Linked DNA regions of Mus musculus: region 2 is linked to region 1. The links are chromatin loops, found by intact Hi-C in ENCODE. Cell type or tissue: left cerebral cortex. All regions are shown on one strand. Each heading gives the region's core, and the rest is flanking DNA. Links, peaks and the distances in the headings are about the cores only. Region 1 has its middle 52 kb from the start of Gm34297. Region 2 holds the start of Gm40750 (a long non-coding RNA gene).

Region 1 (16,045 bases), core at 3,753-11,752:
CCACGACATTTGAGCTTCGAGTATAGAGGACCTCTCCAAAGTTCTTACTTACTAAATGCCTTTTTATAGGATCACAAAACTGGGAAATAATGTTTTATTTTCCCGTAAAATTCAATAATGCTTGAAAATGACATGCATGACGCTGGGAAAGAGGCATTGTTACCTCCTACATGGCTGGGAATGTCTCTGGAGGAGGCCTGCTTGCTGCCCTCTAAGTTATTTCATGCATTAGAAGTTTTCTCTTTGGACCGTAGGAGCTGAGAAGGAACACATTCTTCTATGGTAAGATTCGGTTTATTACCCTTTCCAGTGTTATATCTGTGTGTACTTATAATTAAAGTACATCGGTCATATAACTATTTGAATGTCTTGTCTGACAAAATAAAAACCTGGCAGGGATAGAGGATAGGCCAGATATTGAAAGAAGCTTCATTGATAAGTTCTTTGAAATGGCACATTGAAAAGAGTCCATTCTTTCAACTATTGAATCAAAACGTGATTTGTTATCAACGTGGTGTCAAGTCGTATATGCTAAGTGTTGAGGACAGAAGCTGGACACCACCCTGTTCTTATAAAAGGTCTAGCTTCGACGTGAATGCAGGAATATCCATCCACTTAGCTTTTATGCCACAAAGGCTACTTACAACCACCCACGGATGACTCCAGGTCAGAATTACCTTTGTTCTAGTTCAGATGAAAGTAGCCCTATGGCAGATCCTCCAGTAGGGGACATCTCCCTAACCTCTACAATTGAAAACTAGGACACTTACCTTTGGTTTTCAAAGGAGTACTGTTTGACTTCTATCAACTTGCTTTTAGTGTGAACCAGAAAAAAAATGACCTAGTTGACTGGTTTAACCAAAAATAGATTGAAACAGTCATGTAAATTTATAGGAAAAATTTTGGTCAGTTCAACTTGCTTTTCCCAGACTCTGTCTCTCAGAGCAGCAACCGTCAGTCACATGTCCCAACTTTGTAGATGAGAAAACTGCTGTATAGAAGGGAAAACAGAAGCGATGAAAAGATAAATTAGAATTTTTCGGTAATCCAGGCAAGAAGGTTAATGACTCATTTCAGTTGGCGGCTGTGAACATTGAGAGAGAAGATAGAAGCTAGCAATAACCAATGTAAAATTTGCAGTGATTGGGAATGATTGTTAGAAAATTAGTGAGGGAGGGAGGAAGGAAGGAGAGAGAGAGAGAGAGAGAGAGAGAGAGAGAGAGAGAGAGAGAGAGAGAGAGAGAGAGAATGTGAGTAGTCTAAAATTGTTTCATCTCCAAGAACATTGTCCATACAAAGAAGAATCATTTGAGGAGGCAGTAGGAATGTCAGCCCTCATAACCCAACAAGATTAAACTGATTTTCAAAAGTGAGCATGATGTTCTATTGGAATCTAAACTGAGATTGGGATAGTAGAGCCAAGGACCCTATAAGGACTAGATGGATTTTTGGGAGAAAAAGAGCAAGCCAGTTCACCAATATAAGGAAAGCAGGGGGTGGGGATGGAGGGATGAGGGATGAGGGATGAGGGATGAGGGATGAGGGATGAGGGAGGAGAGAGGAGGGAGGAGGGAGGAGGGAGGAAGGAGGAGGAAAGCCTTCAGTGCAGTAGGAATGCTGTTTCTGTCAGAAGAGCATTACAGTGGAGAGGGAGCCGTTTGAAGGTGATCTCTTGGTAGTTGGAGGTTTTCCTCTAGTAAACTGGAACAGAAATCAGGAAATGAACTACTATTATTGTTACAGTAATCATTACTGTGACTTTATGTAGGATATGACAAGCAGGCTACAGATAACCAGAGCCTGTGAGACTCCAGCTACTCAATCAACACAAAACACTCGAGACTAGACATATTAAAAATGGATTCCCTGGCCAGTAGGGCTGGGGTATAACTTGAAATATCAAACATATGTTAATTAGAAAAGAGATTAATCATCCTCAGAACGCCTTCCACATTTACCATATCAATCCTCTCAATAGCCCCAAGGTAGGTATCAGTATTCCCCCTTCAGGTTTTTCATATAAGGAAACAGAAGGTGAAGTAAAAATACTTGTTCAAGGACTAAAACCTGCTCAAGGTCACAAGTTTGTTCAAGGTCACAAGCTTGTTCAAGCTGGAACTAAAATCCAAATATATTCTCAAAAAATGCACATTAAGGACAGTAAGTAGAAGATGTAGTCATCTCTTGAAGAAATCATTCTCGTTGTTAAGGTAGGAATAGCAGAATGTCCATGTCTAGATTTATAACCCATGGGATCATCTGGATGTGCACCGTTGTCCTGATTCTGTAGTGATTCTGTGATGTCTGGAACAGAGTTTGACTCTTCAAATCTGTTTTACAGCACCCCATGGACAGGATTGTTTTGTATATTATGTTATTTGCACATCTCTTTGGAAGTATGCTTAGGACACCATCTTATGAATATAGAGGCTGATAATCTCACTTGGTATTCATCCACTGACGGTGGGTTTGAAAAAAACCAGGTAATACATAAAGAACCAACATAGTTTTACTTTTGAGCATATCATAATGGCAGATGGTACCTTTATGTGTCTTTGATTGTCCTATTTTATTTCTCACGACTGCTAGCTAGTACAGGAGATAAATTGCTTCCCAAAGAAAGATACTTTTCTTGTCCTTATGACCTAGTACTTTATAGGAACTACAAATCTTTTTCTTTTTTTTTAACAGACATTACCCAAATTATCCCATTAAGTAAGTAATTCTTGTAGTTGTTCTAGGCTTTGTGGTATGATATAGAACAAATGGCTTTGCCTGATATGGGAAAATCAGAGAATGTTTTCCTATTAAAAAATTCTGCATTGTATTTTGAATATAATTTCTTATAATAATGGTCTTTTTTTCTTTTTGTTTTAGATGTTAAGGCTTTAATTGGTAGAATAAATCTAAATTTCTAGTTTGTAGTCTAAAATGAATTTGTAGAACTTGGAATTGAAAAGGACACTGGGCAGAAAGGATGGAGAGTTGGAAAGTGTGAGTGTGTGTGTGTGTGTATGTGTTTATGTGTGTGCTTTGTGTGTGTGTGTATGTGTTTATGTGTGTGCTTTGTGTGTGTGTGTATGTGTTTATGTGTGTGCTTTGTGTGTGTACATGTGTGTGTGAGTATGTGTATATATATGAGTATGTGTGTATATATGTGTGTGTTGTGTGTGTGAGTATGTATATGTATGTATGTGTGTATGTGTGTGCTGTGTGTGTGTGTGCATTTGTGTGTGTATGTGACTATGTGTATGTGAGTATGCATGTATGTGTGTGCTGTGTGTGTGTGTGTGTTTGTGTGTGTGTGTGTAGAAACAGTGATGTGATGATTTTCAAAAAGGCATAGCCTTTAGGACACCAAAACAAAGAGGAATAGGAAATTGGGAAAATGAACAAAAATTAAAAAAAAATGATCTAAAGGGGACTATTGGCTCAGTTCATTAGCACTATGTTCAAAGGAAAACAAGATTTGTAAAAGAAAAAAGGCAGGGAGATTGTTATAAGACTCTTACGTTATAGACATGTGAATTACATAGGAGAAAATAAGTCAAAGTTAGCTAAGGCTATAGATTGAGAGGCCAAATCTTTTAAATTCTATTCTATTCTAGAGAAACTGACCTAAGTTTGAACTCAGGTAAACTAACAGGCTGTTACTTCTCATTAGTTTTCAAGTTACCCCCCCAACAAAACATGAGCTTAGCTCCAATCTCTAGACTAACCCCCAACAAGACCTGCATCTGTCCAGGTTATACCACAACAAGAACAATGTACCCAGGTTATTACCCCAACAGCTCTGCATCCCCAGGTTACCAGCCTGGCCCCTGCCTAATGACCACCAATGCAGAGGGAAACAGAAATTAAGTTTATGATATGATTCCAAGCACCAGCCAATTATCCTGGTAGCTCTCCAATTAGATGATTAAACAACCCCTTCCACACTTGTAGCTTTTTATAAAGCCTTGCCCTAATATATATTCAGGGCTGCCCACCATCAAAACCATCCTGTTTGATATCAGTATGTTGAGGGGTGGGGCAGAGCTAGCTCTAATATAAAAAGCCCTACTGTGGTTGCATCAGATAGGCTCCTGTCTGTTTTTTTGGAGGGATCACTAACACTTCCCTGGCACTACAAGATCAGTGTTAGAGTGCTTATCCTGTTCAAGACACACACTGGATTCAATCACATAACCAGCAGCTCTCTCTCTCTCTCTCTCTCTCTCTCTCTCTCAGTCACACACACACACACACACACACACACACACACACACACACACAAATAAAATAAAAAAGGAACTGAAGGTTCCCATGAATGAATTCTGAATTCTGGATTTTTGGTTGGTCAAAAGTTACATTATTCCTATTCCTTTCCATCTCAGTGTGGCCCCCTGAACAGTTTTAACAATCTGATATAGAACCTCTGGGAAAGTCCTCTTACAAAACATGGGACATTTCTTTTCTTATTTCCTTCATTTACTGGTGGCTTTGAGTATTGTTGTGGCACTTGGGGATTCAGCCATCACTTTGGATGCTAGAAACTGGGGACCACATGGCAGTATTACAAGGAACTTGTAGCCTGACATATTTTTTCTCCCTTTTCTCCATTCTAAATGAGGGGGTTATATTTGGATATGAGAGAAGAAGGCATCAATAAAAAATATTGAGGCTATAAATACTGATAAGAGGAGTGGTATCACTCCCTCTATTTTCCTGCATGAACAGATAAGATGATCAGTTTCTGGTTTTCCAGCGTGCAAACAGCCAAGCAACCAAGGCATGCTGAAAAGACAGTAAAATCAGTCTGCATTTGTAATGTCCAGGTATTCCTGATGTAGGCACCTGATCTAGGTAAGAGAAAGGTGTACCTTTGTATCCAGAGCTACGGAAGCATGGCAGAGTGCAGGCATAATAGAGAGGGCAAGGGTATGGATGCTGTGCACTTGTCTCCAGGTATTTAAACAGTCGGGGTTGATGACAGCTCTGGAGACCTCAGCATTCATGGTGGAAACTATGGGAGCTGACCCTCAGCTCTACCACTGACTAATGAATTGGTAGCAGGAAGCAAGCCATCATCTCTACCTCCAGTGCAAATTCTTTCCTTTGTAAAATGAAGGCCTCGTGAAATCATTAATTCGTTCAGAATACACATTGAATGGGAGTCCCTCCAATGCACCTAAGAATATTCAATAATTAAAAGACCCCTTTTGGTCCTCGGGTGAGTTGCATGGGAATGAGGTCTTGATGTAATTAAATAGGGTCTTCCTCCTCCTCCTCCTCCTCCTCCTCCTCCTCCTCCTCTTCTTCTTCTCCTTCTCCTTCTCCTTCTCCTTCTCCTTCTCCTCCTCCTCCTCCTCCTCCTCCTCCTCCTCCTCCTCCTCCTCCTCCTCCTCCTCCTCCTCCTCCTCCTTCTTCTTCTTCTTCTTCTTCTTCTTCTTCTTCTTCTTCTTCTTCTTCTTCTTCTTCTTCTATTAGATAATTTATTTACATTTCAAATGTTATCCCCTTTCCTGGTTTCCCCTCCGAAAATCCCCTCCCTATTCCCCTCCCCCTGCTCACCAACCCACCCAATATAGTGAGCTGTAACCCCGAAAAAAGGACAGTAGGAAACAACAAGGGTGCCGCAGGTAGGGAAAAGCTCTGCTGGTCCTGTGCTTAGATGAGCAAGAGTTGCTGAGTGAATCAGACAATGATGGAAATTTCCAGGGAAGGACTAACCTTGTAGATGCTTGTTGGCGTCTCTCACAGCTTTGATATTTTTCTTTGTTTCTATCTCATTTGGCGCTGGAGAGGGGCTTGAACCAATGTATGGTAGGAGTGTGGGGATGAATACATAAAGACAAGAGAGAAGGAGATCATTTTGTGAACCCCTTTAACCAATGGAAATGAATTTAAAGCGAATGCTATGGAGGAGGACCCATGCACTAGATGACGAAAACCGCCTTTGTCTGATTTATGCTGATTTTTTTGGTAAGGTCTTAGAGATGGTTTAAAAATGGCTCAGCAGAATTGCAAGGCCTCCTTTAGTTGTCCCACCCAGAGTAGGGCTGGAGAACTTGAGCTTTATAAAGATATCCGCTTACTAGGGGGTAGGTCTTAGGCAAGTTTAACTACTTTTAAGCCTCGATCCCCTCATCTGAAAAACAGGGTATAATAATAGTATTTCTTTCCTGGGGTGAGATTCAAATCTATTAAATATGGACAACCAGGCTGGCGCAAACAAGCACCATGATGTTGCCTATTTTACCTGCGATTTACATATAATCCTCTGCCAAAGTGAGTTGTATGTGGTACCATGTGTTTGTGCAGGGTTGACTAGCTTAACATTCTCCCTCATCTAAGTGATGACTTAGAATCCATTTCCATTATCAGAGCAAGAAAGTATGTCCAGTGAGACCCTATTCTGGACACACAATGGATAAGACACAATATGCAGTAAATTCATTATTAAAATATGTCTTAAATATCAGAAGAGTATTTAGGAAATCTATGGAGGCAGCTGCCTGGCTTGTCCAGAGGCCATTTCTGCATCGCATGCCAAGTGTACAATGACAGACGTCATGACAGGAGTTTGACACAGGAGTTTGACTCAGGATTTGACTCAGCTGGTTTATATACCCCCTTTGCCTTCACAGATCTTTCTCCCTCAACATTTAACTGTTATTTTTTAAGAGGAAAATCTGAGCCAGTAACCAGGACACCGGAGGAGAGTCAAGGTTGGGCAAACGCGCTCTGTTATTAGCCACCAGCAAAAATGGTATTTTTAAACAAAAGCAATTTTTTAAGTTTCGATTAAGGGACTCAAAAGGATTTTCTAAAATGAATCCTGCTCTGAAGCAGTTCTTCTTCTCCTGCGACTTCACGTCGTTTGGACAAGCCGGTGCTTCGAAATGGTTCTTTTCCTGCTGACGTCACCGCATGGCTGCTTCTTCCTAGCAAGACTTAACTGAGGGTGCCCAGCCCAGGAGCTGCTTACCCTGAAGTGGCAGTGATTTTTTTTTTTCAAAAACAATAAAGCTATCTACACTCAGTCTCTCTTGATTATACTGCAGGAACAACCTGTGTAGGGAAACAATATCCTGGATCCTGCTGAAGGCTCACACAGATGGAACATCAGTGGGAGGAGCTGCCAGCGACTTCCCTGCCAACTTGTTAGTGCTGGAGACATTATCCTCTTGTTTTGCCAGTTTAATAGAGGATCAGTCGTAAAAATTCTCTGTGGGCTCAGCAACATAATTATTATCTATGGTCTCTGCATTAACTGTGAGGAAACATCGTGGTCTGAGTCTGCCTCATTTTAAATGCCGAGCTGTGCCCACATTTATCCCACAACCAACCTGAAAAATGCAACATCCCCTGAGCACAGCTATGCCTGTCATCATGGCGGATGCTAAGTATGTGCTTGCCTATGTCCTGCCGTTTAACAGTCAGTGCGCTCCTGCGGTGCTTGCCTCCTTTCCCCTGACCTTTTCCGACATCAGTGCCCTTGCGATTGAAAATTATTAAGCAGGGAAAAAAAAAATCTGTGTCACATTTAGTTCTGGTACTCAGTCCAGAAGAGCCAAGCCCCTGCAAATTTGGAAAACAAACTCCTTAACAGATGGGCCGCATAAAGTTTACAACATGTGCGGTGTGGGAGGTAGTATGACTCTAGGCGAGAAACAGAAGACTAGAAATTTGGGAGCGCAGAGTTTTTGAATTTGCTCTTGTTTCCTTTGGTTCTAGCAGATCACATAAGCTTATGCCCTTCAGTTCTCTCACATTACCTGATACCTTAACCTTATAAGCAAGTGAGTAATAAGAAATCAGGAAACGTTGTTTTTCTTAATAGGAAGCAGGAGCACATTGCTTCTTGTTATTGCCAGGACTGTGCACAACTGGTATCAATCTGCTAATAAAAACGGGGCTGCAGGATTTAGAAAAATCCCGTGTTGCAATTTTAAATTTGAAAAAACAGTTCTCTTTCACAGAGAACAGGTGTCTTTGGTCTATAAACGGCAAATATTAAGGCACCACAGAAAAGAAGTTGACCTGTCTTGAAAGAAAAGAATCATTGAAAAATTGTTGGTTGATGACTTCCAAATAGGCATGGCAGCATGTCTTGCAAGTGATCTCTGGAAGCTAAAGGTGTTAGAAATCATTTGAACTAAAGTGGTGTGATATGAACTTGATTATTGTGTGACAGGCAAGGGTGCTGAAACATGGATGGTCTTTGGTATTATTCCGGGTTATTTATTTAAGGACACAAATGTCTCAGCCACACCACAGGCCTACTGATTGGAAACAATGACAAGCAAACCTAGGGACTCTGTGCTTTGCAAAGTCCTTAAGCTGATACCAATGGCTAATCACAGTTGGTCTCTGTCATAATTTCTAAAACTATGTGAAGCAACAACAACAATTTGGTCATATAGATTATGACTGAAATTCCAAAGCCAAAGACAGAAATACAGGTGTTATCTTTTAAGAAGACATGAGAGGATGGGAGACAGAAAGTGTAAGGTCGGGAAGAGGGGTCCATGGTTCAGTCACAAGAAGGCCGGACAGGAAGCAATTGAGAGGAAAAGGCCTTCTGAAGGTGAGCAGGAGAGAAATTCAGAAGTGAAGGTTTGCAGATAGCGGCAAGGACAGTGTGGGTGCTTCCCTGCTGAACTGGTCTCAAAATTTGCTTTTAGTTTGACACTGCCTCCATTCAGTCAGAGAACATGTGATAGTTTGAATGAGATTATCCTCCATTGGGACATTTATTTGAAAGCTTGGTTCCTAATGGGGAGAACTGCTTGGAAAGGATTGGAAGGTGTGGCGTTGTTGAAGGAGGTGTGTCACTGGGGTGTTCTTTGAGGTTACAAAGCCCATGGTATTCCTAGGTAGTTCTCTGGCTCTTTCTCTGATTCATGTTTATGGATCAGATGAAAGTTCTCCTCTGCTGCTTCATTGCCAGGCCTGAGCTGTCTGGTGCCACGTTCCCCACCCCATCATGGACTCACCCTCTGAAACTGTAAGCACCAATAAATTCTGTCTTCTATAAGTTGGCTTGGTCACAGTGACTAACTAAGACAGTGTATTTTGAAAATTGAGCTGTATCCATGATGCTGGCCTCTCTGCAGCACCCAGGGAAGCACTTGAAGGATGCAGGATCAAACACATCCAGCACTGTCTCTGTAAATTGGTTTCTGCATACCTCTTATGAAACACGTTCTCCGACTGGACTGATTGCTAACTTTTTAAAAGTATAGTAACCTTATGTTGCTCTTGGAAGCACCAACTTCATACCCATGCAGTCTTCATACACGTTTCTCACTCCCATAAAATTCTGCCCTCCAACTATCTGCATTCAATTTGTGTTTTTAACTTAGGCCAGCAGTTCTCCACCTGTGGGTTGTGACCCCTAAGGGAAGTCAAATAACCCTACAGAGGTCACATATGAGATATCCTGCATATCAGATATTTACATTACAATTTATAACAGTAGCAAAATTACAGTGATCAATTAGCAATGAAGATATTTTTATAGTTGGGGAACATCACAGCATGGGGAACTGTATGAAAGGGTCACAGGATCAGGAGGCTGAGAACCACTGACGGACTTTCTGGCCATTCCTTAGGATTTCTCTGATTTTCTTTCAAGATCTTGCTTTGTAGTTCATACGGGCCTGGGATTAATTATGTAGGCTTCAATTTACATTGCATTGGCTCAGCTTTCTTAAGTATTACCATTACAGGGACTCACCATCCCTGTTTGGTAAGGACAATATAGTCTAAAGTAGACCTCTTTATTATAGTTACACTGCATTTCTTGTCACTATTAATCATAATTTAATGACACCCCATGGGCTTGGTTGCTTTTCAAAAATCTACAATGGAGATTTAGGTTTTCAAAAGCAGTCAGTTTTGGCCATTTTGGTGTACGTGCTATCCACCAAAGTTTCAGAATAACTGTGAAAGTTTAATAAATAATTGCTCTTGTGGTAAGCAAGCAAGTGCATCATAGGTGTTTAGAGACCCAAGGAATCTTTTAGTATGTCATTTATGCCAAACAACTCATACTGTTTAATGCTATTGTTTTCGGATTTGGGGAGATACAAAGATGAGTCATGTGGATGTAAAAACAATTATTTAGGCAAAAATGTACTGAGAATCAATTGAGTTGTGGTGAAGATATAAAAACGAAGAAAGTAACTAAATTTGGTTCTTACAATCAAGAAAGATGGTTATGCGGTGTTTCTTCCACTGGGCCTGGGTCTATATGGAATTTAAATAGTCAACTATAGTAAACAGTAAGTTTCTGACTTATAACACAGCCTTCTTCCTTTAGTTAGATGTAACCACCCTACTATGTCAGGGATGGTATTTAGAGACAGGGAGGAGGAAGGAAGCAAGAAATATCTGCTCCAGCCCTGGATCATAGTTGATTAGAATTGACCTGGCCTCCTGATCCAAGTAAGTGGAGTCAAGCTCTCCCTTCCTGGGATTTGCAGTGGCAATTTAAAAAATTCCAGGCAGCTGCAGGTAGATGGTGAAACAAGTTGATATGAACATGCTGGCGAGTGGAAGGCGGGGATGGGGGCAAGTTCTGTTTTCAATGCCATATGAGACCCACTTTATCTGCTTTAATTAAGCTAGAGTTAATGTGTGTCTATTATTCCAGCTCTAGAGAGTCTTAATGAAGACAGATGAAAAGGTGGAGAAGTTACGAACAGAACAGAAAGTGATGAGCACTCTGAAGATGGGAGCACTGGATATGTAAGGACATGATCTTCACGTTTTCCTATGCCACGATCCCATTTTTTGATACTATGAGGATGAAAAGAATTTTAATAGGAACCTTATGAGAGAGAAGAGCAATTGTGGGAAAAATTAAAATCGAAATACAATGCAGTGTGCGAGTCACATTTAAAGGAAGTATCATGAAAGGGTGTGAGAAATGTTGAAATGGAAGCCACTCCTAACAATGGAGTGGTGGTTTTCGCTTTTCCATTCAGTCCATTATGTCGCATGTTATAAGTATTTTAATCAGTATGGCCTTTGGCTGCTAAAGGACAGAACTGTGAAAACTGGATCCACTTTACTCAAGATAAAAGATCATCACTGAGTAAGGGTACTTGCCATCAAGGCTGATGACCCAAGTGTGATTTCTTCAATCCTAGGCAGTGGAAGGAGAGAGCAGGCTCACATAACTTGATGTATGACCTCCAAATGCACCATAATGTTATGTGTTATGTGTATGTGCGCGCGCACATACACACACACACAGACACACACACAGACACACACACACACACACACACACACACACACACACACATACACACACACACACACACACACACACACACACACACACACATACACACACACCCCAAATTGAAAACTCTATTAGCTAGCACTCCAAAGCATTAATGTTCCCCAGCGATGTCTAGTTTCTCTATTTTTCATGTGTTCTGAAATCTTCCATTAGTTGATTGTTTGCTCTAATTTTATGCTTATTTTATGAGCTCTAACATCGAGAAGCCCACCTCATGGATATAGTTGTTGACTATGTCACATGAAGAAAGGACTAGCAGGAGCTGTAGAGATAAGCTACACATAAAACTGTCTGTAATCATGATAGGAGCAACATTTTGAAGAATTATTTAATTTTTCTTGGGATCAAGGTGAGATGGTAAGTAAGGCTATGATGAAAGGGAGGTAGGCAGCTGCCCGCTGTTGACTTATTGTCTCTTGAGTCCAAATTGTGCTCACCATCTATTGCCTACAATGGAGACAGAACTATTAAGAATGTCCTCCCTACTACCCCGCCCCCCACTTGATCATAGCAGATGCTTGAGACACACTATGGGAGGAATAATTGCCTCTCAGTGCTGGGATGCTTGTTGCACTCACATACTCTCATGGGGTTTCTTGATTTGATTCTTGTGGCAAGTCACAACAGGCAGCAGCTAGAATCCACAGCTGTCCCCAGGAATCCCTTAGCATTATAGCCAGCTGCTCCTAGTGAGATACCTCCCCATGAACAAATACCAGATAGTGACTCTCCAGTCATTTCCCCCAGGCCAGCATAACAGTAACGTCTGACTTCTGTGTCATCATTGAGCTGTGTCTAGTCTTGTTTTGATACTACCTAGATCTCAGCCTGTGGAGAGGGGAGTCGTTAAGTGGTACTCAGCTCAATAAGTGATGGCTTCTTACTATAGCCATTCTTATATTCATATGCATTCGTTTTATTGCTTTCCTGGCAGTTGTTGAATCACTGAGTACCCTGTTAAAGTTAGTAAGTTTTCTTTTCTATGAGTGCTTTTCATATTTCAGGACAAAAAGCAGAGGGGCAGGAGAAAGTGTGGAATGACCTAAAAGTACAGATTGGCAGTGTTTCCTGGCAAAATGCAGTTGATATAATATTGCAGCCAGTATGTGAGATTGGGTAGGTAGTTAGGGCTGGAGAATAAAAAAAAAAAAAAACAACAACAACAAAAAAAAACAAAACAAAACAGTGTATTCTACTGTGAAGCTCTCAAGCTGGGGATGGTAGGTCTGCCTTTGTCTTTTATTGCCCATCTGCCTTTAGAGCAGTATGAAAGATACATTTTAATAGATGATAAAGATTTGAGCCAAAGTGATGCTGGGGGTGGAGAGAGGATAGGACTGTATCCTGGAGACATACAAGAGAGACATAAATCACAATACGGAAGTGACACAGAATGGGGAATATTCAAAGGATTCAGTGACCTATGTCGTGGCATGGGCCTGTAATCCCAGTGACGTTCAGATTAAATTAACGGGGGATGGTGATCTGACAATGCAGGGGAAGTTGATAGAATTCTTAGGTTTGGGACAGATGGAAGGCATCCTTGTTTGTTTGGGGTATATTAGTTTGAAAGAGGCAAAAAACAAAAAGCAGTGGCTATAGCTCTGTTTTGAGTGTACTTTGCACAAGGTTCTCTGTTCAACTAAGCTTGAGTAATTATTCATGTAATCCCAACAAATTTAAGCCAGGCTTTTATCCCAAGGTAAATATATTCAATGGGCCCATTTTTATAATGCATGTTCTGCTTTGAATAGCTTTACGGGAATTTTGGATTTTTTTTTCTGGAAACTTCTTCCAGATGATGGAACCTTAAAATATAGAAGACAGTGAATATTTTATTTTAAAAAATGTTTATTTCACTTGGGCAGAGTGAAGAAGAGAGGCTCAATAAATAAAGACATAGGAATTATGTCTCCCTTAGGCTATATCTTCAGATGTTGGCTTTTGTATCCCTTCACTTGAAGAAGTAGTTCTCTCAGGGTAGATTGATTCTGCTAGGCGTCTGCATTTCCAGAAGGCTGTGTTCGGTCTCCTCAGATGCTGATTTGCTAACAATGGGAACTCTAGTAGCCTTCAAGGGATGGAAGACCTAGAGAAGATCACTCTGAAGGAATGTTATGGATGCGCAGATGCTATGCATAGCACCAGCTGGAAACGACATGTCTGCCTTGGCTGCTCAAGAGCTGGCTGCTGCCTGTTGCCTGAGGCAGTTAACTGACAAGCAAAGAAGCCTTGCAATGCTGGCTTAGGATGTTTCTATCAGTCAGTTATTTAGAATGTAAGCCAGCAGTGTCCTCCAGAACATACCAGTGTAGGGTGGATGGAGCACCTTCAGAATCCAGTCATCTGTGATGTGGCAGGAAATTCAAAGTATGTGACTTGTGCAGCATTAATGTGATTTAACTTCAAAAGGTAACTCCTAATTAGTCCAATGAAATAATAATGCTTTCCTGGTTTCTATTAGGTTATTTAACTAACCAATCACTCATATTTTTAATGTTTGCATACAACCACCCCCCACACACAAAATTAAAAATACAATAAAATAAAATCACCATAAACCTTAAAATCGTAATTATCTAAGACAAGAGCGATTGCATCCCCTGTAACCATGTGAACATAATTTTGAAGCATGTTTTCTTCTTTCTGAAAAGCAGAATAGAATGTAAACAAATTACTTACAATGAGTTTGTATTTTCTGTTTACTAAAGTAGGGGTGGCATGCTCTCCATTTGGTTAGTTCTTTTCCTTAGTACTATATGCTTAATCAATTCTCTCTCCTCCCCTTCTCTCTCTCACTGTGTGTGTGTGTGTGTTCCTGTCCCCTCAGGAGAGATATTAAAAACTAAAAGCTCAATAAAATTTGATAAAGTAAATGCATTACAGTGTCTGATCCAGGATTCACCTCACCTGTTCTTCCTGTAGACTTGAATTGCTGTAGGCTACATCTATCATTGCAATGAAAGAAAAGAATCCCAAGCAGGCTATCTCATGTAAGCTATTAGTTGATTGGGAATAAATTTCTGCCTTATACTGGCCATGTTAATTTCATGATCTATAGTCATACCAAAGGCACTTTTATTATTTCTTCAAAGACTTTAGGTCTTCTGCATACATATTATAGCTTTAGGCTTAGTATTTTTTAAAATAAAATTTTATTGGATATTTTCTTTATTTACATTTCAAATGTTATCCCCTTTCCTGGTTTCCCGTCTGAAGAACACCCTCCCCATTCTCTTTTCCCCTCCCCCTGCTCACCAATCCACCTACTCCTGCTTTCTGGCCTTGGCATTCCCTCACAATGGGTCATACAGCCTTCATAGGACAAAGGACTTCTCCTCCCATTGACATCTGACTAGGCCATCCTCTGCTGCATATGCAGCTGGAGCAATGAGTCCCACCATGTGTGCTCTTTGGATGGTGCTTTAGTCCCTGGGAGCTCTGGGGGTATTAATTGGGGGTACAATTAATTCATATTGTTGTTCCTCCTATGGGGCTGCAAACCCCTTCAGCTCCCTGGGCCCTTTCTCTAGCTCCTTCTTTGGGGATCCTTTGCTCAGTCCACCTCTGTATTTGTGAGGCACTGGGAGAGACTTCCAGGAGAGAGCTATGTGCTCACTGATAAATGGATATTAGCCCAGAAGCCCAGAATCTTGGAATCCCCAAGATAAAATTCACAAACCAAATGAAACTCAAGAAGAAGGAAGACCATAGTATGGATACTTCTATCCATCTCAGAAGGGGGAACAAAACACCCATGGACGGAGTTACAGAAACAAAGTGTGAAGTAGAGACTGAAGAAATGACCATCTAGAGACTGACCAACCTAGGGATTCAGTTGGATTCAGTTTGTCAGGCTTGGAGGCAAGCAGTTTTACCCACTTAGCTATCTTGACTCCCTGAAAATTGTTTCTTTAGAGGACATCTATATATTGAGTGGAGACTTCCCAGCACTGTGTTGCATGCTCTATCCAATCATACATCACCCTCATTTAGGGACCAAAGCACAACTTTTGTAGAATGATATCCATGCCTCATTGGTTTGAAGGGACCCATGCTTGCTAGACAAGTTATCCATCCTTGAAAGTCATTCTAAGTTTGGAGTGGTACATTGCATAGACAGCAGCTCACTTAACCCTCTTGAAATTCCAATGGCTCTAATTCTTTCTATAACTCTTTGGCACTTCCAGGGTTGTGGGATTTATTTAAGTTTGCACAACTGGAACCTTTTTGTCAAGATTGGGAATGTAGAGTATGCAGCACAAAGAGTATGAGACATTACATGCACTCAGTACATAACTTACTACCAGGCTCAAACCAAACCATTCTTTGGCAGAGTGAAATTTGTGTTGGCTTTTGTGTGTTTTCTGCTTGTTCTTGTATCCAATCTTATTCTTCAACTCCGTGACATTCTCCCCTCACCAGCAGGTTCCATGTCAATACCTTTCCTCAAACTAACCCGTAACTTTGCATCTTCGTAAGCTGTCATTATACATCCCTTATCTCCTGGGCTAACTGGAGAGAACATGAGGATGAAGGTCAAGTGATGTGGCAGCCTGTACCCAGTTATAAAATAAAACCACTCGTGTAACTTTGGGTAAACCACTTAGCCTTTGTTATATTCCTGTCATCCATAATGCAAGGGATTGGACTAGAATCATTTCCATTCCAATATCTTTACTCTAAGAGTCTTTGGGCTTCAGGCTAAGTTTGTATTGATTTCCATCTAGACAAGGAGTACAGGCC
Region 2 (16,045 bases), core at 4,466-12,465, 320 kb before region 1:
GTTTGCAATGTATATCCAATTAAAATAGGAACTGGATTTTGAATACTTACATTGAAATTAGAGATTAAAATATCCAGGGTGGATTGGTACTTAGAGGGTGAAAGGAGGGGCTATGTGAGCAGAAAATGGGAAAAGAGGGGGGTGGTGATCAGGATATGAACTGAATAAATAAATATATGAATGAAAAAGAACTCACCAAATTCTTACGGTTTTGTTTTAAAATAAAAATATTTTAGGTTGGCTAGAGTTGGTTGAATATAATGTAATAGTAATGTTGACTTAAATGTATATTATTAAAATTCAATTTCGATTTCTTTTTCTTTGTGTGTGTGTGTGTGTGATGCTAACAAAAAGCTTAAAGTAGCAAGTATAGCCCAGACATCCTACCCATGTGTAATTTCCTTCAAGCAGAACAATTCTAGGAGTTAAGAGAACACATGCTATTTTAATAAACAGACAGAAAATAAGTCCTAGCAATAAATTAGAGAATATCACATTGGCTGGCCATGGAGGAGCAGAGTTCCTTGACTTTTGACTTGAAATATGACTTATATGAAGGCATCAGTAGATTTTGGGAGAAATGTTTCCTAGGCAGAGGCAATGTCAAGCACAGAAACCTCAGGTGGGACACAAGTTTGGAGGATTCAAGGCACAGAAGGGAAGGAGTGAGTGCAAAGGCATTGGGTGCCTAACCATGAGAAAGAAGGCAGCCAGCTCACTCATCTCGTGCCTGACAGAGGTCACATTCACTTTTTTTTTCTTTCCAACTTCTGTTAAGACGCAGAGTGAGGTCACTAATATTCCAGAAAAAAAATTATGGGGCTTTTAATATTGTAACCATGGTAACTTCAATTATTCACATCTTCTGGAGCTTCCTCATTTGTAAAATGGAGCAATAGAAGTAATTGTATTGTTTCGCAGGGTAATCACAAAAGTCAAATACAGTAGAATATGTACTTATGTTCTTTTTTTTTATTATTAGGTATTTTCCTCCTTTACATTTTCAATCCTATCCCAAAGGTCCTCCATACCCACCCCCCAATCCCCTACCCACCCACTCCCCCTTTTTGGCCCTGGCGTTCCCCTGTACTGGGGCATATAAAGTTTGCAAGTCCAATGGGCCTCTCTTTGCAGTGATGGCCGACTAGGCCGTCTTTTGATACATATGCAGCTACAGACAAGAGCTCCGGGGTACTGGTTAGTTCATATTGTCGTTCCACCTATAGGGTTGCAGTTCCCTTTAGCTCCTTGGGTAATTTCTCTAGCTCCTCCATTGGGGGCCATGTGACCCATCCAATAGCTGACTGTGATTATCCACTTCTGTGTTTGCTAGGCCCCGGCATAGTCTCACAAGAGAGAGCTATATCTGGGTCCTTTCAGCAAAATCTTGCTAGTGTATGCAATGGTGTCAGCACTTGGAAGCTGATTATGGGATGGATCCCTGCATATGGCAATCACTAGATGGTCCATCCTTTCGTCACAGCTCCAAATTTTGTCTCTGTAACTCCTTCCATGGGTGTTTTGTTCCCATTTCTAAGAAAGGGTAAAGTGTCCACATTTTGGTCTTCGTTCTTGAATTTCATGCGTTTGGCAAGTTGTATCTTATATCTTGGGTATCCTAAGTTTCTGGGCTAATATCCACTTATCAGTGAGTACATATTGTGCGAGTTCCTTTGTGATTGGGTTACCTCACTCAGGATGATACCCTCCAGGTCCATCCATTTGCCTAGGAATTTCATAAATTCATTTTTTAATAGCTGAGTAGTATTCCATTGTGTAAATGTACCACATTTTCTGTATCCATTCCTCTGTTGAGGGGCATCTGGGTTCTTTCCAGCTTCTGGCTATTATAAACAAGGCTGCTATGAACATAGTGGAGCATGTGTCCTTCTTACCGGTTGGGACATCTTCTGGATATATGCCCAGGAGAGGTATTGCGGGATCCTCCGGTAGTACTATGCCCAATTTTCTGAGGAACTGCCAGACTGATTTCCAGAGTGGTTGTACAAGCTTGCAATCCCACCAACAATGGAGGAGTGTTCCCCTTTCTCCACATCCTCGCCAGCATCTGCTGTCACCTGAGTTTTTGATCTTAGCTATTCTGACTGTAGTGAAGTGGAATCTCAGGGTTGTTTTGATTTGCATTTCCCTGATGATTAAGGATGTTGAACATTTTTTCAGGTGCTTCTCTGCCATTCGGTATTCCTCAGGTGAGAATTCTTTGTTTAGCTCTGAGCCCCATTTTTTAATGGGGTTATTTGATTTTTTGGAGTCCACCTTCTTGAGTTCTTTATATATATTGGATATTAGTCCCCTATCCGATTTGGGATAGGTAAAGATCCTTTCCCAATCTGTTGGTGGTCTTTTTGTCTTATTGACGGTGTCTTTTGCTTTGCAGAAGCTTTGCAATTTTATGAGGTGTACTTATGTTCTAAGTGGTCAAAAGATGTCAACTCTTCCTCATGTGTTACCTATCATCAGAGAATAGGCTCTCTGTTTGTTTTTTGGTTTTGGGGGGAGTTTTTTGTTTGTTTTTTGTTTTTAATAATAGTTTCTCTGTGTAGCTTTGACTGTCCTGCAGCTCACTATGTAGACCAGTTTGGCCTCAAACTCAGGGACCTGTCTCTGCCTCCCTATTCCCTATTGCTGGGATTAAGGGTGTGGGCTACTACCACCTAGCCTGAAAGATAGGTTCTTATTCCTCAAATTAACTATATCAATTTATCTGTAGGATAGTATAGGTGTGTGATCCTAGTAGTTAATACATACTTACTAATTTTTTCTTTCTTTCTTTCTTTCTTTCTTTCTTTCTTTCTTTCTTTCTTTTTTTTTTTTTAAGAAAAAATGGGTTTATTGAATATACTATAAAGGGCAATAGGTTAGACAGTAGTAGCAACCCAATTACTTTACTTAGAGTTTATAATGAAACAAATATCATGTAAGTCATCTTGCAGCCTTTCATTAGACAAATGAGAAGACAAAAAAAGGAGTTTATAGGAAACAGAAGAGGAGGAAGAGAGGAAGAGGAGGAAGAGGAGGAAGAAAATGAAAGAAGGAAGGAAGGAAGGAAGGCCCTCTCATTACCTTCTTCACTTTGTATTCTCTTGCAACAGGATTCTCTGAGTTAACGTTTCTCAGTTTTGGGTGAGTGTAGTTCTATAGGATTTATGATATAATTACTTTCCATAGGCCACATGTATTGTTGTAGACCTCTCCTTCACTATTTAAAAGCTTATGACATATGCATTTTATTATATATTGCTTTAAATCATTTTAAAAATAGTTTAGATTTAAATTAAATAAAAATATAAAGCATTGTTTCTATGAGAAAATGCATTCCAAGTTTCACAGAACCAAGTTATAAAAGAAGTTTTGGAACACAGCCCATTTATAAATTCAGGAATTTCTCATATATTTTGGGGAGTGGGAATTCTTAAATGTCTCATTAAAAGTTCTCCCTGGAGAGCATATTTCCTAAAAGGAAGGGTAAAATTTAGGACTGTTTACTTTTGACAGAGTCTTACTCCAGTCTAGGCTAACTTGGAACTCGTTATGTAATCCAGAACTTGCTGCAATCCTCCTGTCTCAGTCTCTCCCCATGTGCTGGGATTATAAACCTGAACCACCATGCTTATTGAGGATTGATTTTTTTAGATAACTTGCTAAGCTTCAGAGAAAAACGAGTTTTTCTTTGTGTAGGAAGTATTATTTGCTGAAGGCTAACTAGAGCCATACAGTGTTTCATTAAATCTGAGGACCATGTTCTCAGAACTTCTTCCTTTAATTCCCTTTGAAGACCGGTTTTGTACTACAGTTATGAATAAGAAAAGTAACCGAGGTGTCTGCGAATGAAGGAGAATGGTATTGGGGTTACATAGTCCAGAATCTTCTGCAAGAAACCTGTTCTGGAGTGAGAACTGCATCTTGAAAGTATCAGGCAGAAATACGACCTGATCATATTTGTTTGGTAGAACAGCCTGTGCATATGTTTTAGAGATGAACCTAGTTGTGGTGATGGCAAATGAAGGCAGTGAGACTGCATTTAATAGCACAAAATAATATATATATTGGAGTAAACAGAAAGTTTAGAGAACCCGGGGAAATGGGCCAAAAACCAAAACAAAGCAAAAAGCCAAGAAGATTGAGTTTGACAGAATTTCTTCCAAGTTGGGCAATGGAGCAAGTAATACTGGTGTTCCCAGAGGGAGGTGTGAGCTAACAAGTCAGTGGGTTGAAGCCGAGATGCCCGTGAGGTAACTGAATCACTTGTAGATTTATTGGTCTAAAGCTCAAGAATGAAGACATGTTTGGGAGACTGTTAGACTACTGGTCATTACTGAAGGTGTGGATAGAGATAAGATTCTCTACAGGGGTGTGGACGTGGAAAAGATGGTGGACAATGGCAACTTGGGGGAATGATTGCTTTAAATGAGACAATAGCAGAGGGAAAATGATGCAAGCATGACTGCGTAAATGGGGGGTGGGCAGGAAGTCAAAGGGATGAGGTGTTGGGAGGGGAAAGTTTGAAGGAGCCCTTAGTATATAATGCTGGAGGTCACAAGAAGGTCAGAGAGTATACAGAATAAACACAATACTTTGGAATTTTAAATCTGTGTACGGCATCGGGAACTCACAGGACCATGTGTAGCAGAACAGTACTGAAAACTGAGTCACAGCGTAAAAATTGAATGAGGGGTAAAGACCTGGGCAGCATGCATTTTGACTCTGAGTTCTGAGGGGAAGGAACAAAAGTGGCTACCGGATGCGGCCTCAGAGAGGAGTCCAAATTGTTTCCATATTGAGGATTGGGACTATAATTTCATCATGAGTAGCTCCACAACTGAACAGTCGATATTAGATGACAACATGTCCCTGATGTGCAAGGGGAGACAGAGCTCAGAGAGTCTCCTAGGCGGCAGGTTTGGTATCTTTCCATTGTAACTGTGTTGAAACTTTAGACAGCCCCATAACAATAGGGTAACTTATATGTGTCCTTCATCAATTAGTAATCTTCATTTATTACCAATGGGAGCTTAAGAAATGATTAATTTTCATTATGCTCGCAAAAAAAGAATAATGTCTATAGTCATGGCCTTCATAATGTCTCCAGAGTTCCATTTTTTCCTTTACTCATTCCTCAGATTTTATGGCTCATTAAAACATGTTCTCCATTAATTGAACCCAAATTATGCTTACTGTCGGGGATATGATGATAAACCAAAGCCAATACCTGCCCTTGAGACACTGTAGTTTTGCAACAGGGCCAGTTAGGAATGAATCTCAATGTCCTTTCTGTCACTTCTGCCCATAACATAACAGCCTGCATCCTGGGAGTAAATAGTGACACAAACTACTCTCCATCTTTCGTTTGCTGTGATGATATTCAAAGCCAACATCAGCATCTCCTTGGCATAGACTTTAGGTTTTACTTTCATGAGGCAGTCCTATGAATTCCTCTTGGTTAAACTTAAGGACAGAAAGACAAAGGGAGGAAGCTTCTGGTTTAGCTTTCTGTCTCTGAGTCATAAGATGTCGGAGAAAAATCAACTTAAAAGGAAAAAGGTGCTTCATTGTGTGTGTACCGATGGTTCAGCCTGTGATTACTCTGCTGTGCAGGACCTGTGATGATATCGGGGGTATCAGGGTGAGAGCACGTGGTGGAAGAGTGTTACTTCATATGCAGTTGGACAGCAAAGCAAGAAACAGCAAGTGACAAGGTCTTAGTATATCCACTAAACCAGTGCTTCTGAACCTTTCTAATGCTCTGATCCTTCAATACGGTTCCTCATGGTGTGGTGACCCCCAACCATAAAATTATTTTTGTTGCTACTTCATAACTGTAATGTTGCTACTATTATTGGTCATAATGAAAATAACTTTGGAGATAGACATTTGCCAAAGGGGTTGAAACTCACAGGTTGAGAAGCACTGCCCTTACAGGCATGCCCCAATAATCCAACTTTTCCCCTATCCACAACTGTTAGCTGAGGATGCTGGAGATAAAGAAGTTATGCCACGCTTTTTATTTTTCTCAAAATATGTTACATTGGGGAACAGCACCGCGTTTGAGATTCCGAACATCTGGGTCCGTCAGTTATCACTTTTGTAGCTCACTAGCTAAGAACACATCATTTAACAGCTTTTACAAGATGAAGATAACACCTGCCTTGCCTATTTGTTAGGATGTAAGCTTGGATTTGTGTTACTACCTTTAACAATCCAATAAAGGAGCGAATTGATTGTAACTTAAATCTGTTGCTTTGGGATGGCGTCAGAATCTTAATGTACTTTGTTTCTGCTCATGCCTAAAGGTTTTTTTTTTTTTTTCTCCAGATAAAGACAACACTAACTTGTTAATTTTGCCTTAAACAAAATTGAGATAGGCTCCTGTCCTTTGCAACAGAAGGCAGCCCAAGTTACTCGTTGTTTGCTTCAGAATTCAGACCCTTGCCCGTTAGAGGTGTGGGCTGATTCAGATGCACACTCTCTTGCAGAGCGTCCTCTGTGTTCCCATCCAGGGTCTCATCAGAGCGTAAACATGGTGGTGTGGTGGACCGGGATCCTTTGCTGCTCACTAAGGAAGGTGACGGCAGCACTCTAGTCATGATCTTTATGTAGTTGTCACAACAAATCTCAGCGCAGAGAAAAGGCTGGTCTTCTGACCCCTATGGGAACCACTGTGTGATCTTAGCATTAGTAGAAAGAGCTATTCCCCGGATTGTTATGATTCAAGACTATTGTCTGACGATACAATGCATTGTAAAACTTAAGGGTTCCGATTGGCCTTGGGGAGGAGAAAAGAAGTCCCAGGGCTGTGAAATCAGACTTTCTTGTAGTAAATTAGCACTCAACAATCTTGTTCATTGTCAGTGGAGAAGGAGCCATCCCCCTAGTGATGGATCAGTTACGACACTAAATCCCTTTGCTACCCTGGTTCCTCTTGCAATGGCCATTAATGATTGACACCGGTGGTGATCTGAGTTATACATTACTCGGTAATTAAAGTTTTCCTTTGCCCTGAATTCTGTGACTTAACACATATTAGTCAGCTTTTCCTCGTCTCCATTGTTTGAGTCCTGAAAGGACAATAAAAGCAGTCTGAGTATTTGGAAGAGCCTAGATTCAACATTGAGTAACTTGGCATTACCTTTGTGTTAGTTAGGTACCTGGCAAAAAGTAACCAGCACACAGGTATCTAGTGAACAATAGTGTTTGTCCTGAGCTTATCGATAGAAAGTCTTTAAGCAGTCATATACGTCAATCACATACTCCATCAACCTAATCTTAACATATTTGTGCTTTCTGCACAGCTTCATCTTTTCTATTAACATTGAAACAACAACGTATAAACATTTACTAAGAAAATATAATCCACAAAACCCAGCTTCTGTAGCATTAAATGAACACCGTGCATGTATTCCCACATGACTGGTTTTCTAATGCCTTACTTAGGTTTACGGCTCATGTAAATACCAAGCATCTCCAATCCTTGATAGCGTTATGCTTTATCCTCTTGGTGTCTCAAATTATGTTCCCATTGACAGGGATGAAGCATGCTCATCAGACACAAGCTATTTGGCCAAATCTGCTCTTATGCATAGGAGAAGCGGTAAAGTGCATCTCTGGAATGCTATAGAGCAGGATGCAGAACTTCACTTTGAACCTGGGCAAGTTCCTTCAACCCTGTGAGCATCAATTTCTTCATTCGGAAACCATGCATTAACTGTACCCCTTTGTAATACATGTAAGCAGATTAGTGGAGTGCTCACTGCAGCCTATGTGCCTACTATGCTATGACTTAGTGATGGAGAAGACAGAACTCACATGGCTTTGCCAAAATAGATTACTCATACTTAAATCTATGTTAAATCAGTTTTTTTTTTCAATTGCTGATCAATTATGTACATGCTCACCTGCCTTCATTGGGAACCTGCCTCCATTGGCAACAGTCGACCATGTCAGGAGACGTTTTGGGTTCTAATTTGCAGGAATGGAGCAAGGATGCTGCTATTGGAACCAATGGGAAGAGAGGGGAGCCTTTATCTATGAACATCCTGCAGTGCTCAAGAAAGATCTGCCTCCCCACCCCAGCTTTCATTGAGGAGGTTCCTGGTTCAAAACGCTGATAGAGCTGAGAAATTGAAGAAATCCAAAGGTATCCTTGTACAGAGAAATAACAAACCAATCCTCACTGAGAAACCAGTTTGTCAAGTACCTGTGGCTCTTCAATCCCAGGTACAACACCATCACCTTCCAGGGCGGAGCGGTGCACAGTTCACATTGCATGGGTGCACGTATTAGTTTACTTCATTCTCAAGATTCCTTAAGAGAAGGTCAGATTGGCATAACCTTCCCCACCTGCCCCCCCCCCCCCACCTTTTTTTGCAGAGGAGAAGGAGGAGTTAGGCTGAGAGGTTGACTTTCTCCCAGAAACACAGATTGTAATTAAACCCAGATGTTCCCCGCGTACAGCGCTTCTGCCACTCTCGTGTGCCCCGTGGTGCGTGTCTGTGTGTGTGTGTGGGATGCAGGAGGCATTTTAAACATGGCTCCTCCCTGCAAACTCATACCCAGCAGCGAGAGATCCCACCCGTGGCCAGTTATGTATACCTATCAGACTGTGATACACTTGCGATGATCCCTCCGCTCTCCGATGCTGTAGAATGTGACTTTGCAGCTGAACTGAAATCTGAGGATCTCTGTCTCCTGAACCTTCTGCAACATAAATGTAGTAACCAGTCTGCAAAACAAGGGTGCTACCCCTTCTTTACACTCTGTACTTTCGGAGCATATGCCATCATGTTCCTTCTCCCACTCCGGTCCTCCTACATAGCCCAGATGGTGCCAGGCCTGCTCCTTCAAACTTCTGCTTCCCTCTATTTCCATTTCACGCCCCTCCACTTCCGAGTGATTGAGCGCGAGGGGCTGAGGTTTAGGGATAGGATGTTTGACTTGGAGTCCAGATGTAAAAATATACCAAAAGGCAACCGGGTTTTGGCATGTGAACTCTGTTCCCCTCAGATCAGTGGCTATCGGCATATCAGCATCTGCAGTTGGTTCGTGGAGTTCTGAGAAGCATTGACTTTTAATTCAGATCTTATGAAAGTCGCAGGAATGTATTTTAGGGGAAAAAAAATAGACAGGAAATGCCTAGTCACTGCAAAGCTGCCTGCGATCCCTAAAGAACAATGTACTTCTCTGCTTGCGCATGCTGGGTTTATGCTGTCAAATTACTGTGATATTATTTTGATAAATGAGTAAACCTGATTCAAGCTGATGCTCAGTCACAAAGAAGTTTTTTAATACTTAAACTATTAAAAAAAAAAGCCAGAACACCAGGTAACCATCTTTTCCATAGAGGAAATAAACAGATTTATGATTTAGTGAATGTGGTGGTGCACGCCTTTAATCCCAGCACCGGGGAGGCAGAGGCAGGCGAATTTCTGAGTTTGAGGCCAGCCTGGTCTACAGAGTAAGTTCCAGGACAGCCAGGGCTATACAGAGAAACCCTGTCTCAAAAAAAAAAAAACAACAAAAAACAAACAAACAAACAAAAAACAAAAAAAAAAACAAAAGAAAAAGAAAAAGAAAAAAATATTATCAAAAAAAACTTTTAGAAAACTCTATAAGCTTTCTGATGTCATTAAATTTGCACTGCCATTTTTTACAAATACATGTAATCAGTAGCACAATTATTATTAAATGTTATACAAATATGTATATTTATAATCTATAATTTATCTATCATGTATTATTTACCATCTATCTATCTATCTATCTATCTATCTATCTATCTATCTATCTATCATAATCTATCTATAGATAGATATAGATTTCTTCCTATATCTATAACTATTTATCTATAGATGGATGATAATCTATCTATCATCTATCATGTATCTATCATCTATCTATTTTCCAGCATCTATACATGGATGATCATTTATCTATACATGGATGATCATCTATCTACCTGTCTGTCCTCTATCTATCTATCTATCTATCTATCTATCTATCATCTATCTGTCTGTCTGTCTGTCTATCTATCTATCTATCTATCTATCATCTGTCTATCTATCTATCTATCTATCTATCTATCTATCTATCTTCATCATCATTGTCATCATCATCATCATAATCACCTATCTATAGATAGGTATAGATACATTCCTATATCTATATCTCTCTATAGGTGGATGATTATCTATCATCCATCATCCATCTATCTATCTATCTATCTATCTATCTATCTATCTATCTATCATCTATCTATCTATCTTCATCATCTATCATGTTTCTTATCAGCTAGTAGCACAAAATTCTCTGAGTCTTTCCTTTGTTCCCATGTTTATTTCATGTGGAGCTATCCCTTACAGAAAACCATTGGGAGTTCAATGGTGCTTCACAGAGGAACAACTTGGAAAGATATAGACCCATGCTGGCTTTCTTCCTGGCTAAGGACATGGAGGGAAGTGGAGTGTAAAACAGAATCTTTCTTGATTTATTTTTACTTGTGTTGCTTTGGAAGATACTCAAAACTTATGTCCTCCATAAAAGACAGAACTGAAAGCAGTACAGGATGCAGCTTAGGCAGAAACTACTAACAGGAACTATCATTTTCCTGAGTCCATCCCCAGCCCCTGGAGTGGGCTGTGAAACCCAACTCAAAGCACATCTTATAATGACATCTTTGTGTTACCAATGCAGGAAGGATGCACAGGCTACTTCTGGCCTGTCCATCTTTTCTTACATCTTTCCCCTGTTCAAATCACTATCATGCCTTCCCAGTGTTTCCATGGGACCTGAATCCTTGACATGTTCTGTGGCGCCCTCCTAGTTTTCTGTCTTACTCTCCTTTCTCAGTAGACGCAGGCAACTGTGTGCAGGCAAGTGCCAGCAGCTGCCCCATCAAATCTCTGTGCAATGACTAGTCTCTCTAGGGGACAGGTCTTGGCGCAAGTTGTTGCTTTTAAGACTTGAATGTCATCATGGAAGGTGGGCCTACCACCTTAAAGGCTGAAGAGAACAATTTGGCATCCTCATATGTCAGTCTGAGAAACCCAAGCTCACTAAAACTCCCTTAAACATTACAACCTAATTTTTTAAAAATAAATTGTGTTGGAAGACCTTAATTTTTATGGATGTAAAGGAAGCCACTTTCTAGCATTTAATATTTGAATTGAAGTAATGGTGCACCAGTATAAAGAAATAAAATAATTTTCTTTTATGACTTCCTTGTGGCTTCGAGTTCATTGACTAAATAAATGTTTATCAAGAACTTACCAAGGTCCAACATTATAGTTAGTTTTGATTCATTTTTTCTTGGAGTGTGAGATCCTATGATAGGCTCCTGGGAAATAGAAAATTGTAAATTATGTGTTAAGAAAGTCAGGGACAAGATGTCAAATTAAAGACAAGCAAGGAGAGTTCTCACTTTGAATAAACTGGAGGCAAATGATATTTAATAGGCTGAAGATAAGTCAAAGGGTAAACAGCCATTCAAAGGAGGAAAGGTGAGCCTTCCAGGAAGAGACAATTCCAAGAGGAGTGTGAAATACAATTGCAGAGCCTAGAGATACAGGGAACTGGGGGGTGGGGGGAAGACATGGGAGAGAAATGCAAGGGCAAATATAGGACTCGCTGGAGCCATAAGTCCTGCTAAAATATTTAGATCTTGTTCCTATTTTATAAGAGGATTCCAGGGATTATTTTTACAAGAATTATCTGACATAACAATACATACCCCCCTCATGTGTCTTTGGTTCTTAAATCTTAAAAATAAAAATACTTACACTGCATTGAGAATGCTTAGAATGAAGTTTTTCTGAGGAACGTATATAAAAATGCTCATGAATTTCAAGTGAGCCATTTTATCTTTTGGTTCATTGGAGGAAATGAAAGGAGAAAGAAGCACTTGAATGGGTCTTCCAGGAAAACAACAAAAAAAGTAACATTTTAAATCTTCCAGGTTTCGAGAGTTGCTGAGAATTTCAAAGTGGGATTTTTGACTTCCAGAAAAAAAGTGTTTCTAAGCAGGGTTTTGGTTAAGCAACCTGAGAACTGCATCTCATTTGAGCCAGCCATCAGCTTTAGCCTTCAGCATATGCCATGGTCGATGTAGAAAACAATTTAGGGGAGCCATATCATAAGTCACGGAGGCTAGATCCTTCCCCAGCCAGCCTCCCAGATAAGGCTTCTTTCTTGTGGTTGCAAGAGGATGCTGGCTCCCAATATGCAGCAGGTACAATGTGAGTTTTGATAGAGGGAGGATTCTAAACACAAGTGGTCGAGGGAAGGTTCCAAATAATTTGAGAAATATCTGTAAAAGTGTTATTTCCTCACATGTAACTCCACTTTTAAGACATCCACTGCCCATTATTTTAGCTGAGTTAACATATAAGAGCACGCCTTTAATCCCAGCACTCGGGAGGCAGAGGCAGGCGGATTTCTGAGTTCGAGGCCAGCCTGGTCTACAAAGTGAGCTCCAGGACAGCCAGGGCTATACAGAGAAACCCTGTCTCGAAAAAACAAAAGAACAAAAACAAAAAACAAACAAACAAACAAACAAAAAACCAAAACCAAAAAACATATAAGAGCAATAATTCTAGTATGAAATAGTAAACGTGATACAAGACAGAAGGTGGGTTAAAAAGTAATAACTGGCTTTGACAAATTAAAAACTTATTTACCTAAGTCCAGAGTATATTGAATATAGAGAAGAAAGGCAAAGACTCCAAGCTGTCACTGAGATGAGTAAAGATTATATACTATTGTGTTTAAGGCTGTATTAGTTAAATCTATAACCAGGACATGAAATCAAATGAAAAACAAAACAAAACAAAACAAAACAAAAAACCCCAAAAAACCAGTGGATCTGATATTCTTCTATACTTTCTCTTAGAATTATTTCCTTCTTTCCTTCTTTTTTTCCTTCCTTCCCTCCTTCCTTCCTTCCTTCCTTCCTTCCTTCCTTCCTTCCTTCCCTCCCCCTCCCTCCCTCCCTCCCTCCCTAACTCCCTCCCTTCCCCCTCTCTTTCTTTCTTCTTCCAAAAACTGGATCTATTTTGTCCGAATACAACTTCTTCTCCCAGTAAGATGCCCCTCTTAACAGACTACTGAAATCATAATGAAGAATTAAGCTGGTGCATGTTTTCCTCGGTGCGAGTTATATAATATGCCTACTAGATCGCTACGAAGCCATACTTACCTAATTGTAATGAGGCCACCTCCTTGAAGAACACATGTTTGTGTCTCATATAACTAATTAATGAAGACTGGAATAATTGATGGTGAATGTAACTGAAGTATACCAGTAGACACTGAAGTTTACCGTCTCTCTGCCATTGGTCATACGAATACAAGATAATTTGATAAAACAGTAGCACTGTTTGTCCAATCCAAACAGTGCACATTCCATATGGCTAACACTTCAAAAGATTATCGCAGATAACTGAAACTGTAGGTCATTTAAGGTCATTCCTATAGTTTCAGATCCCAGAGGTCTATTCCCATGAGTAATAATGTGCTAATATGAGTATGAGCTCAGTTTATTCACTTGTCAGTGGGGGAAGCTTTGCACTCCTTAAACAGGACAAGAAAGACCTGCACTGATTGCCGTTTGCGGGATGTGAAATCCAAGCCAATGGTAACGCTGCCTGCAGCTGTGCGGTGTAGCCGCACCAGTTGGCTAGCCAGGTCTGTGGGTGTCTCTGTGTGACGACAATTCTGAGTAAGCATATTCTTAATAAAATTGGCTAGAGGAGAGAAAGACAAAAATAAGGGAAAAAAAGTAATGATAAAACATGTTATGAGTTATGGGCCTGACTATAGAAAGTAATAAAGTTGAGTTAGCTGGGAAGCAAGAAGGGAAGGTGACTCCCCACCGCCACCACAAGACTTCATAAGAATGATATTACAGTTTATGTTTTGAAAGCAGTGAGAGATTTGAGACCGCTAGCTCCAACCCCTTGACCTTGGGTCAAGTGGTCTTGGATGAAAGTAGCTTTTCCTTCTATATTTAAAACCCTCCTTTCTTAGTTTAATCCTCTCCTCCCTTTTGACCTGCCTTACCCTCTTCTCCTCTCCTTACCTCTATCCTTCCTTCTCTCAAGTCTTCCTTTTCTTCTTTCTCTCTCTCCTCTTCCCTCCCTTTTCCTTCCTGTCTTCCCTCCTGCCCATCTGCCCCTTCTCCTCCCCATCCTACCCTATCCTTTGCTCCTCCCCTAACTCTCTTCCCTCCCTATTTCCCTCCTTTTCTCGTTTCACAGGGGCTCCCTATGTAGCCCAGGCTGTCCTCAAACTGCTAATCTAGTGCATGTTCTTCATTATAAACATATCTGATTCTCCTAACTTCACACAGAACAACTCTAACTTATAACTATGCAGTAAACCGAGGTTAACAGAACCTTTAGGTAAAGAGACCAACGTGCTGCTAGAAAACCTAAGTAGCTCTCAGATGGCTACACGTGAAGCTCTCTCTCATATTTAAAAGCACGACATTAACTCTGGTTTTCCTGAATTGCTCTTTTCTTTAGTGAAGCCTCATCGATTTAAGCAAATGCCATTTCCAAAGAGATCTTCCACGTTCTCTTTGTGACGTGCTGCTCTGTTACAAATCTCATTTGGAGCTACTCTGTGTTTTTCCATCTGAGGAAAATGGAGTGGCTGCAGGTGACATCAATCTTTATGGTCTTTTGTCTTCATCTTGATGAGGGGTGAGGGGAGAGGCTGGTGCGTTTCTGCAGCTGCCTTTTATTTCAGTACAAAGATAATGGCGAGTCTTTCTGAAGGGTCCGACTTCCACTTTTTTGAAAGTGGATCCGAAATGGGAGTCAAGGAGCATGAGTTATTCGCTAGATTGCAAAGGGCTGCAACAATAGCTTCCTTGTTGAAAAGGGTTAAGCTCACCTGCTCTGTGGCTGTGGCAAATGCTGCTAAATAAATAACTGTTCAACAGAAACACTTTAACCAACATTACAAAGAAATGCAGAAGCTTGAATAGCATGAAATTCTCACAGGGAAACAAGCCTGCAAAAATGAAGATTTTTTTTAAATTAAAAAATTCTATTTTTTTAACAGAAAAAAATTAGTGTGTGTGTGTGTGTGTGTGTGTGTGTGAAACAGAAGGTATTGTAAATTATTCTTCTTTGATGAAGTGAAAAATAAAGTTAAAAGAGTTTTGAAGACTAATTGTTTTATTTACTTCAAAAATCTGAGGTTTAAGTAATTTCATGGAGTTCTGATACTTAGTTGCTTTCAACCCCTGGTTTCATGGGTGTGGGGGTGGGGACAAATTCAAAGGTCATACATTCCTGCTGACTTTGAGTTACATATGGTTTCTAGGGCCAAGAACAAGGAGCACAAAGAGCTGTGCTCTGTGTCATGGTAGATGAACCACCTGTTCATTTTTCTTCCAGATCAGTTTACATACTGTAACTCGACCTTTATTTTATCTACTCTTAAACTTAATTCACCCAACAGCAGAGGATCTAACTGGTAACATTGTCTCGATAACAGATAAGACAGGGTCACAAGGCAGGGATGGAGGCTTCATTCTCTTTTTTAAAACAAACTTCGTTAATAACAGACACCAATCCAAAGTAATTTCTGAATATCACAAACCTAAGGCACTGTTTGTAGCTCACTGATGACAAAAAGAAATTAGTCCAATATTTCCTGAGAAATATTTTCTCCTATAAGATAATGACAACTTTATTTGTGTACAAGTTGCCCTGTGGAAGGGAATCTTATAATCCTGTCGGTTAGTTTCCTAGTCATCAGATGTGGGCAAGGTCCACATCCAGCTAATGGAAGGCAGGACCATAAGGGTGTCTGTGACAGTGAGGTGGAGAGAGGAGGAGGGGTGCCTGCCTTCAAAGCAAGGGATTTGCAAGCCTTTGACTTTGTGGACTAGGTAAGCAGTTATGCCAGCTTTATATTCCCTTTGTGCCTTCAGGTATCTAAGGTAAGACTGCTACTCACGATTATCCTTGAGTACACAACGGTAACTGTGAATTTGAAATGTCTAATTAAGGTTCCCCCGGAG

The links. Peaks named below come from ENCODE experiments on the same cell type or tissue, not always from the same donor. Only the 100,000 strongest peaks of a DNase experiment are listed, where the experiment ranks them.
Region 2: it touches region 1 in a loop (11-fold over the local background); 2 of 42 quality-filtered maps call a loop at or near these places.

What each region holds. Positions count from the first base shown.
Region 1 is chr10:98,477,492-98,493,536 of GRCm38, reverse strand. No RefSeq gene overlaps it. Among named protein-coding and RNA genes, the nearest start is that of Gm34297, 52 kb to the left of the region's middle. In left cerebral cortex, for the core only: no CTCF peak of the experiment used is centred there; DNase peaks (open chromatin) are centred at 7,160 and 7,589; H3K4me3 peaks cover 392 bases; H3K27ac peaks cover 2,216 bases.
Region 2 is chr10:98,799,799-98,815,843 of GRCm38, reverse strand. It overlaps Gm40750 (a long non-coding RNA gene), which reads right to left and starts at 8,707. Exons shown (of 3, transcript XR_871989.2): 1 at 8,611-8,707; 2 at 7,914-8,007; 3 at 6,379-7,076. In left cerebral cortex, for the core only: no CTCF peak of the experiment used is centred there; DNase peaks (open chromatin) are centred at 7,851, 8,826 and 10,636; H3K4me3 peaks cover 204 bases; H3K27ac peaks cover 2,177 bases.